Linked DNA regions of Homo sapiens: all the other regions are linked to region 3. A link is a contact called in ENCODE Hi-C or POLR2A ChIA-PET data. All regions are on one chromosome and are shown on one strand. The core of a region is the stretch at or near the end of the contact, and the rest is flanking DNA. Distances in the headings are between cores, read along the strand shown.

Region 1 (3,396 bases), core at 178-2,677, 140 kb before region 3:
CCTGGAAAGTAAAAAAAGAATTACTAAGGAAGTAGAAGAAAAACAAGGAAAGTGCAGTGTCATGGAAGTGGTTTAAGGAGGAGGGAGTGGTCAACAGTGCCAAATGCTATCAAGAAACCAAGTAGGATAACCTCTGAAAAGATTCTATGGGGGCTGGGCGCGGTGGCTGACGCCTGTAATCCCAGCACTTTGGGAGACAGAGGCCGGCGAATTACAAGGTTAGAAGTTCGAGACAAGCCTGGCCAGTATGGTGAAACCCCGTCTCTACTAAAAATACAAAAAAATAGCTGGGCGTAGCTACTCGGGAGGCTGAGGCAGAAGAATCGCTTGAACCCAGGAGGCGGAGATTGTAGTGAGCCGAGATCGTGCCGCTGCATTCCAGCCTGGGCGACAGAGTGAGACTCTTGTCTCAAAAAAAAAAAAAAAGAAAAGATTCTATGGGATTTAGTGAGATGTTTCATGGCAGACCCTGATGAGAGAGAGCAGTTTCAAGCAAGTAGTGGAGGCAGATTGGAGTGGGTTGAAAGATAAGTGGGAGGTGGGAAAATGAAGACAGTTGGGTGTAGGCAACTCTTTTGAGAAGTTTGTAGAAGAGAAGAGAAGGAGGTGGTTGGAGAGGCAGAATTCTTGGTAATTGTTTATTTGTTTTTAGATGGAAGAGGTCTATGTTTAGATGCTGTTGGGAAGGAGCAAGGACAAATTCCTAGGCTTCGTAGCAAAAAGTCAAGAGCTTCCTCTACGGTGGCTCTGTTTACTCTCTGCAGCAGGTCAGGTTATTTGCTGAGGGTTACAGGGCAGATGGAGCACTTGGGGTTTGAGGGGAAAGGAGAAGGTTTGAAATGGTCACTGTGGAGAACAGAGGGAGAGCTGACTAGTAGGGTTGTGGGTCAAAACTGAGGGCCTGGTAGAAGCTGGGAACCATGGGTTTATAGTGGCACAAATCTGTGAAGTTGAATAGTTTTCCCCAGCAATGTTTAGCTGCCTGGGCGCAGGCATGGAAAAGGCGGACAGTTGGACCGATTCAAGACTGGGATGTTGCCAGGCGGATGCGACAAATCAGGGAACTGAGGGTATTTAAGAAAGTGACTAAGTAAGGGACCAAGATATCTGGTCTGAGCAAAGTGAAGGAGAATCAGAGACAGGTCCTCTATGAGCCAAGCCCTAGGAACACTCAGGAACATGAAGAAAGGGTTTTGGAAAAGAGAGTGAACGGCAAGCAGAGGGGGGAAGACCTGAGATGGGATGGAAGGGCAGATATGGGGGGAGGGGGTTGAGCCCGGAGACTTGCCTGTGGGGAAAGCAGGCTGAGGGGGAATTTTTTAAGGGGCAGGAGGGCCTTGAGAGCGGTAGCAGCGAGAAGTGAGGCGGCCCCGAGCGAGGGGGCGTGGTCAGGCGCAAATCCCGGGCGAGGGGGCGGGGCCCCGGTAACTGGGTCCCAGTGCCGCTGTGGCTGCGGCTGCCTCTGCGAGGCTCCCGCCTCCCCACCCCCCTTCCCAGGGCTCCTTCCCGCCCGCCGCCGCCGAGACCCAGGCTGAAGCTGGGGAGGACGGTGGAGCCCGGCCCAGGCCGTTCTCCTGCCCCCGCGGCTGGAGCATCGTCTGGGACTACTGGCTGAAGGCGAGCCCCGCAGCCCAAGCGCAGCGCACACGCGCGCCCCCGGCCACCGCCGTTCTCTCTTCCCTCCCCTCCTCTCCCCTCCCCTCTCCTCCGCCCCCGGCCTCGGCTGCGGCGGGAGGAAGAACGCTTCCCAACCAGCCAGGAGAGCCCAGATCTATTCCCATTCGGGGAGAAAGAAGAGACCCCGCACTTGGATCCGACCGACTTCTCGCCCCGGGGCCACGGAAGTGGCTCGCCGTCCACCGGAGAGTCCCCGCCGAGCGTAGCCCTCCAACCCTCGCCCAACCGCAGCCGCATAGACAGCGCTCCCCAGCGGGCCCCCGGCCCCGCCGAGCCCACTCCCCGCGCGGGGCCGGGGCCGGGGCCGGCGATGCCTGGCACGGCAGCGGCGGTGGCCGCGGCTGCTGCTGCTGCTACTGCCACCGCTGCCACGGCTGCTGGCCCGGGCCCGGGCTGGGGGCTTGAGTCTCTGCAGTGGGGCTGAGCCCGCAGTCCCGCCCCCCGATCCTGAGGCCGCTGCTCCGCCGGGCGCCGGGCCTCCTCCGCCCGCGCCTCCGCCCCAGGAGCTGGAGCCAAGCGGGGAGCTCGGGCCCCGCGCCCAGGCCCGGACCATGCATGGCCACCGAGCCCCGGGGGGCGCCGGGCCTTCGGAGCCCGAACACCCGGCCACGAACCCGCCGGGCGCCGCTCCGCCGGCCTGTGCCGACTCGGACCCTGGAGCCTCGGAACCCGGACTGCTGGCGCGCAGGGGCTCAGGTTCGGCTCTTGGCGGCCCACTGGATCCCCAGTTTGTCGGACCCTCGGACACCAGCCTGGGCGCTGCTCCAGGCCACCGGGTCTTGCCCTGCGGTCCCAGTCCACAGCACCACCGGGCCCTGCGCTTCTCTTACCACCTGGAGGGCTCGCAGCCTCGGCCTGGTGAGTGAGCGACTGAGAGAGCATGGGAGCCCGGGCCACGGGCCTGGTACTGGGAGCGGGTTCTTGTTCTCGAGCCCTCTAAGCCCCACCTCGGAACAGGCTCGCTTACCTCGGCCCTTTGGGTTCCCTCAAACCCCTCCTCCTCCCCACGTCCCTTGGCCTTATGTCCAGTCCTTTCAACCTCTGTCCCCATCTCCTCTCTCTGTCCCTTGTGCCCCTCAACCTCTCCAACCCCCTTCTCCTCTGTCTGCTGAGGCTAATGGGAGAGGGAGCACTCGCGAGAAAAAGAGGGAGGATTGCAAGGCAGCAATCCTTGGATATTTGGTTGGGGAAACCAGGGTTTCGTTTGGAGAACAGAAGAAAAAAAGGAGCCTTACATTTGCCAAGCGCCTACATTGTACCAGGCACTGGACTGGGTGCTTTACATGGATTTTCATTTCAGCTTCAGGAACCCTCATGAAGTAGATACCATTAGTCCCATTTTGTAGGGAAGGAAACTGAAGCTCAGAGAAGTTAAGCAACTTGCCCAAGGTCACACAGCTAGTATGGAGCCACGATTCAAACCAGATCTGTTTGTGTCCAAAGTCTGTGGTCTTTCTGCTTCCCCAAACTGAGGCTGGAGACCATGAAAGTAATGCCAAGCCTTCTGCTTATGTGATTTTCTCCTGTACTATTCAGCAGCCCTGGAGTATGAGCGGAAAAAAAAAAAAAAAAAAAAAAAAAGAAAGACGGTGGATTGATCCAAGGTTGAGATTTTGCCAGGTGTGTGTGGCGGGAGAACAAGGGAAGGAAGGAGTAGAAGGTGCTGAGAGAGAAAGGTGGAAGAGGTGGGCCTTGGGAGTCAGGCTAGAGGAGAAGGCT
Region 2 (3,374 bases), core at 433-2,932, 170 kb after region 3:
CCTTCATCCCTTCAAGCCACTGCTCTCTCCTTTCACTGCTTGCTTTCAAGAGTTAACTATGTACACTGCCTTGCCATCTACTTATTCTTTGACAATCTGGCTTGTTCCATCTCCACTATTTTATAATTTCTTTTATGTAGCTTGAAGCTTTTTTGCTTTTGCATCCTAATAGAGTATTCCCCTATCTCATTCATCCCGATCACTCTTGGGTTCTGCACTTCTGCATTCTAACTCTGCCTGCCATTATCTCCCATCTTCCAGTAAGTTCCAAGCCAGATCTGGCTACTACTCATTTCAGATCTTGTTTTCTGCTTTATTCCTGCTGAAAGAGTGGGCCGGCCCTAAAAGCCAGAAAGAAGACAGGCACTGCATCTGTTTCATCTCAGTATGTTGAAAATACATTTTTCAAAAGATTATGACTCCATACATCTGAAATTAGAGCCCTTGCAGCTATTTAGAAAAGCTCCCGACAGACTAAAACACAATGAAGTTTGGAAACCAAAGGCCCTAACCATAGGACATAGTGGATCTAGGAGTACCAAAAAGGTACAATTTGTAATGTAATTTGTGTTGGTAATTATCTCCCTGCCCAAAGAGATGCTGAGGGCAAGGATATTCGATTTAACTTTGTCTCTGCATTGCCTTAGGCAAGTAAATAATGTAAGTTTCTTTTTATTTATTTATTTATTTTTGAGACGGAGTCTGGCTCTGTCACCAGGCTGGAGTACGGTGACATGATTTTGGCTCACTGCAACCTCCGCCTCCCAGGTTCAAGCGATTCTCCTGCCTCAGCTTCCCCAGTAGCTGGGATTACAGGCACGTGCCACCACGCCCGGCTACTTTTTGTATTTTTAGTAGAGACGGGGTTTCACCATGTTGGCCAGGATGGTCTCGATCTCCTAACCTCGTGATCTGCCCGCCTCGGAGGGATTACAGGCGTGAGCCACCGCGCCCGACCAGTTACGTCTTTCTTAATTGGGACCAACAGCTCTTTAAATATTATCTTTCCACTAAGGGGAAAATCCTCCCTCCTGGGGAGTTTTAGCTCACTTTAGCTGAATTCAGTCAATCCACTCTAACTTCCATTCCCATGATGCATCAATCCATCCCCCAAAACTCTTTTTCCAGGAAAAAGCAGTAAATAACCTAAGCAACTCAGTGAGATGCAAGGAGTTGGAGTGCAACTCCTAAACACTCATCATCACGCCCCGCTTCCTGTGACCCTGTGAGCACAAGGGCTGAGAAGGGTGGTAGTCTGGTTCCTCGACTATATCCTAAGGCCATAGAGAAGACTACAACTACCAAGATGCCCCTCTCCCCGCCCCGCCCCGCCCCTCCTCGCTCCCCTTCCTCCAGCTAGAAAGCGTGTACCACCGAGAAGACGAGGCAACATGGCTCCCGGAGGTGGAAGAAAGAGGCTTCACCCCTTCTAAAGCGGGAAGAAGAGCGGCCGGAAAGGAGAAAAAAGAGAAGTGACTAGAGCCCATCCTCGCTTTTATCCTCCCAGCCTCTCCCGGGTCCGGTCTGCCCCTCCCCTTCTCTCTACCCAAATCCAATTTGTGGTCTCCTCCCCTCCCCGCCCTCATTCCCTCGCTTCCTCACCCCTCCCCTCGGGAATCCTTTTCCCGCCCCCCCTCGCCCCCCGCGGAGTGCGCACGCGCCCGCCCCCAGCTTCGCGCCCAGATCGTCGCCTATCCTGCTTGCGCAGCCGCTATCGCGTCTGCCCACCGACGAAGCATGGGTGTCCAGGGCTTCCAAGAGTTCCTGGAGAAGCGCTGTCCCGGGGCCGTGGTGCCCGTGGACCTCCTAAAACTCGCGCGCACGGTCTCGCGCCAGCAGCAGCAGCAGCACTTGCACCGCCAGCTGCCGCCGACTGCAGCCCTAGCGCCCGGGGCTCCACGCGCCGCCAGGGGCTCCGTGCCTCTGCAACCGCCGCTTCCGCCCGCTGCCTTGGGTGCCTACTCCGGGGGCGCGGGGCCGACTCGGCACCATCACCCCGCTCACCACTTCCACCATCATGGCCAAGCGCAGCCCGGGCTGCACCCTCCGCTGCCGCCGCCGCCGCCCCCTCAGCTGCCCGGGGCCCGGGTGCTGGTGGACGCCGGCTCGGCGCTGCCGCGGCTCTATGGCGGCTACCAGACGGATTGGGTGTGTGGCGGCCAATGGAACGCCATGCTGGGCTACTTGTCAGCGCTGTGCCAGGCTTGTGCCTATCCTGGCGGCGACGGCCTGGAGCTCGTGGTCATGTTCCCGGGGGGCCTGGGCAAGGACCGGCTGGCCGAGTGGGGCCGTCGGTGCCAGGCCGAGCGGCAGACAGCGCAACTGATCGTGGGACACGTGGGCAACAAGGGCACCCCTCCACCGCGGGCCTGGTTCCTGCCACCGGCCTGCCTGAGCCACTGCGTGAGGCTAGCACTCATCCGCTTCCGGGTCAAGGTGAGGGAGGGGCCGGATCTTAAATAATAAGCCCCACACCTATTCCCTCCCAACTAAATACCTAACCACCTACCCACTTACCCACTACCCTACCTCCCATCTACCCACCCACCTACCCGCCCAACAGCTAACCTACCTGCCTAACTACCCTCTACCATTTTATCCATTTACCTCCCCCTTCATACCACCCCCTACGGATTCACTCACCTACATGGCCATATCTCTACTCATGTCATCCCAGTAGCTCCCTTTAGCTTCCCTTATCCAATTGGCCTACCACTAGGTTTCAGCAGAATCTAGTCAGAATTTCTTTTGTAGCCTCATCTTTCTCCTGGTGTCTTCTGCCTCAAACTGAAATGCCTTTACCCTGCTTTTGCCAGTTGACATCTCTCTCCTGTATCTCTTTCCAACCTCGCAGTAAATCACTTAAGCAGGTGTGAACTGAACACCTTTCTTCTACATTGTTTTTCCGTCTTCACCCACTGCTGCTTTTTTACCCATCTGTGTCCATTCAGCCTTTTTCATTTCAACATGCATCTTCTTCCTCCTGCCTTAGCCTAAACACATAAAAACCCACTGATTCAGTCACTGTTCAGCAAGTATTAACTCACTGAGTGTAAGGGTTTTAAAGACATGTGAGACACTGCTCATGCCCTTGGAAAGTTAAATGTATACACATGAAACATTTAATTATAGCAATGTGTATGTGATTATGCCTTATGGTCCAGACAGTAAGTACAGTTCCTGTTTTCTGTATGTGGGAGTGGTGGGATATCTTTGGACTAAAGTGGTCAGGGGAGGCTTCCCTGAAGAAGTCGGACCTCACCTGGGTCTTCAAAGGTGGATTGGATTTGAATGAGTCACAAGCTTGGGAGGAGGCTGCTTTAAGTGGGAGGAAGAAAATGAGCAGAAGCAAAAAGGAATATTAAGTGTGCAAG
Region 3 (3,254 bases), core at 735-3,234:
TCAACAGGGAAAAGGGACTATCTTCAGGGACAGTGAGGAAAGGAGCGTGGGAGACCCCATCCATTTTTCAGCTAATTGAGACTTCAGAGACTCTTAAGGTAGAATGGTGAAGCTATTTGGAGAAACCACACCTTGCTCTTTCAAATCGGCCAGGAAGGAAGATCTCCACCATTCTAGTGGCTGGACCTCATAGCCCTATTGTTTCCTCAGCATCTCCCTCCGTTGTCAAAACGGAAAGATGGGAGTTTGAATGTATTAAGGGCATGGTCCGGTTTCCTTACATATTCTGGCAATATGGAAATTAATAAGGAAGGGACAGAGGCAAGAGATAGGGCTACAAGGCCTCCCATCATTATACTCACCCCCCCCTTACAAAGTCAAAGATAAACCATTACACTTTATTTGGACTTTGGAAACCTGAGTTAAATGTATTGATTGTGCTGTTTTAAAGAGCTGAAAAAGACTGAGATTTCTGAGGCCTACAGCAGGAAAAGAAAAATAGGTAGTGGAGAAGGGATAACTCAGTGATAGGGCCGAGGCTGGAGGGCTGAAAGCATTAGTCAGATATTTCCCACACAGCCTCCTAGCTTGAGGGGCATTCGAAAAGAATGCCCTGCCCTTTAGCTGCGCCACCAGATGACTCCCGGGAGATTGAAAAATGCCTCGGCTCTGGAGTGAGCACACCTGGGTTCAAGTTCTAACTCCACAAATAGTATGAAGTTGAGCAATTCATGTCCATTTCCCCTCCTGAGCCTCAATTTCCTCCTCTGTCGGGCCGGGATTATTCATGGGAGAATGACGGAAACAATTCTATACTGCTTCTGGCATAGCACAGGAAGCAGTTTGAAGCCGCTGCGCCGAGGCTAACATGTACCGAAAGCTCGAAGGAGGCAGCATTCACTACCAGCTAGAGGATCTGGGAGTTTTTCAAGGAGGTGGCCGGTGGGAGACACAGAGAGCCAGTCTCAGTGGGAGGCAGCCTTTCCGCATGCGCGCGCTCTAGAAGCCTGGCGGCGGCGAGGGGGCGGGACCAGGTCTCTGAAGGGGTTGCTATGGCACCAAGGGGCCGAGGAGGTTCACCGAACCCTTAAAACCATTGCTCCCTCCCCCACCTGCCACCATCAGGGCCGAGGGCCATTGTTCCCGGCAAAATGGCGTCGGAAATCCCCCTCCCGGTCAGAGGCCTAAGTAAAACTGAGGGTGGGAGTCGGACCATAGGTGGGAAGAAAAACTACAATTCCCAGGGTACATCGCACCCGTCTGCGAGGCGCAGGGCACGTGCCCAGGCCTAGCGGTTACATGCCGTCAAAAATCAGTTTCATAGCTTCCCTTTCCCATCCCTGCTTTGGTCGTTTCCCAGCCCCCGCGCGCGCGCACTGCGGTCCTGGGGGGCGGGGGAGACATGCCGTGGCTGTTGCCCCCGCAACGTAACTGGGAGGCCAGTATTTGTAAATCGGTGCTTCGACTTCTAATCCCAAAGCCGGCAGGTATGGGTCTCGCGAGAAATCCCGGGAGTTGGAAAAAGGGAGTCAGGGGTGGCGGGCGAAAAGGTGCCGGCGGGTACCACCTCCTAACAGCGGCGCTACAGCATTCAGAGGCTCGCGGAGACCCAAGGGTGGGCAGTGGGGGGCTAGGAAGTAGTGTGTGCTTGGACTTTTCTTCTTCTTCTTCTTCTCTGAGGGGAGAGGGTAGAGCAGCTGAGAGAGAGCGAGAGCGCTTCGGAACACACAGGAGATGTCGCGCGTGCTTCCTCTAAGAGATTTTCTCTTTGGAATGGGGAGAAGCCTTTCTCCTCGACGCGCATCCCTCTCTCCCGCGGCGCCGAGGGGGGCGGGAGGCGTGCGCGCACTCTAGTTGGCTGGCCACTCGGCACCTCGCTGCGATAGGGGCGGTTCCGAGTTGGGGCTGCTCCGTTGGCTTTCTCCGCCCCTCCCCCTCTTCTGTTCTCCCCTCCCTTCCCCGCCCCCCCTCCGCCCCTCTCTCCTACCCGTCCGAATTCCCTGGCTGGAGTACGCGTGCGTCTGCTCAGCTCCGGGCCGAGCGCGAGCTTGGGCTCGTACCCCGCTCCCCTCTCTCCGCCCGCTCTTTACCTACCGGCCGTAGCTGGCCCGGTGGGCTCGCGGGGAGACGCTCGCGCGCGCAAGCGCACACGACGCGGAGCGGAGCTCGAGACATCGAGGAGAGGAGTAAGAAGCATCGGAGGAGGCGATCGAGGAGGAGGCGGTGTGTGTGTATGTGTCTATTCTACGGTGTGGCTCGTCGTGGGGCGAGAGGAGGCTCGAGAGAGGGCGAGGGAGAAGCGAAAAGAGTAAGAGAGTCTTCCTTTGCGAGAGCCTCTAATCTGGTGAGGGTCCCGGGCCGGCCGGGGCGCTAGGAGAGAGGGAGGAGGCCGGGGGGCGTGTCTGGGATCGGGCTGAGAGATGAATGGGCCAGGGATGAATGGAGGGAGGCAGCGGCGGCCAAGAGTCTGTTAGGAGTAAGCGCCCTAGCGGGGGGCGGCTTGACCGAAGCAGGGTGAGTGCCTTCACCAGTCGGTACCGGACGAGGCCGGGCTCCGGGCTAAGGGGCTGTCGAAACTGCTGAATAGGCGGAGAGGAAAATGAACAGGGGGAAAGTGGGGAAGGGCAGGTTTGAGGCTGAGGTGCGTTTTTTGTTTTGTTTTCTTTTTTGTTTTTGATTTTTTTTTTGGTTGTTGTTGAGGGGTGACAACTTTGGGAGCTGATGGAAGACCAGGGGACGGGGAAGGTGAGGAGGATACAGGAGGGGGACAGGAGACGGTTGACAAAGGACTGAGTGATCACTTAAGTGAGATTGAAGCTACTGAAAGGGAAGATCGCTTCGGGTGTGGGAAGTTCAGTTGTATTGATGGGAATAGGATGAAGGAAAGAGTAGATTTATTTCAGAGGTTCAGCTGATGTGTGAGGGACAGGATGGGGTGAGAAATATTGCTGGCTTGTGTAAATGTGTTAGGCTCAAGGAGATTCTGAGGTGTTATTTGGGAAGGGGTGGTGTGTGTTGTGTGACTGACAGGTTGGGGATGGGGAGGAGATGGTATGATAGGTGAGGATGAAAGTGGTGAGGTGGCTTCACTGTACTGAAAGAGGTTTTGTTTGACTAGTTAAAAGTGGTGAAACATTTATATAATGGGGTGGGGGTGGAAATCCTGCACGTGAGTATCTCCGTATCTTGGGGGTTGAGAGACTGTTAAAATGAGACTGAACCCTCAAAACAGATGCGAATAGTATGGCTATTTT

The links. Hi-C counts contacts between places; a loop is a spot of excess contacts on that map. ChIA-PET counts read pairs that join two places held with the same protein, here RNA polymerase II (POLR2A). Pooled maps may share reads with other maps.
Region 1: a loop to region 3 is called in a map of sigmoid colon, with 4 times the contacts of the local background. The contact joins the promoter of FGD1 here to the promoter of WNK3 in region 3. A Hi-C loop is called at or near these places in 2 of 168 maps with a recorded cell type or tissue (ascending aorta and sigmoid colon) and 9 of 50 pooled maps. POLR2A ChIA-PET finds 5 or more read pairs at or near these places in 1 of 52 experiments (WTC11).
Region 2: a loop to region 3 is called in a map of dorsolateral prefrontal cortex, with 5 times the contacts of the local background. The contact joins the promoter of FAM120C here to the promoter of WNK3 in region 3. A Hi-C loop is called at or near these places in 11 of 168 maps with a recorded cell type or tissue (A673, CD4-positive, alpha-beta T cell, CD4-positive, alpha-beta memory T cell and 8 more), 3 of 37 single-sample maps with no recorded cell type and 24 of 50 pooled maps. POLR2A ChIA-PET finds 5 or more read pairs at or near these places in 5 of 52 experiments (A549, HEK293T, WTC11 and 1 more).

Annotation. Positions count from the first base shown.
Region 1 is chrX:54,494,265-54,497,660 of GRCh38, reverse strand. It overlaps FGD1 (FYVE, RhoGEF and PH domain containing 1), which reads left to right and starts at 1,427. Exons shown (of 18, transcript NM_004463.3): 1 at 1,427-2,535. The coding sequence starts at 2,229. RefSeq lists a silencer at 1,315-1,364.
Region 2 is chrX:54,181,562-54,184,935 of GRCh38, reverse strand. FAM120C (family with sequence similarity 120 member C) reads left to right here and starts at 1,682. Exons shown (of 16, transcript NM_017848.6): 1 at 1,682-2,436. The coding sequence starts at 1,738. RefSeq lists silencers at 1,250-1,349, 1,920-2,129, 2,140-2,189.
Region 3 is chrX:54,356,776-54,360,029 of GRCh38, reverse strand. It overlaps WNK3 (WNK lysine deficient protein kinase 3), which reads left to right and starts at 1,984. Exons shown (of 24, transcript NM_020922.5): 1 at 1,984-2,344.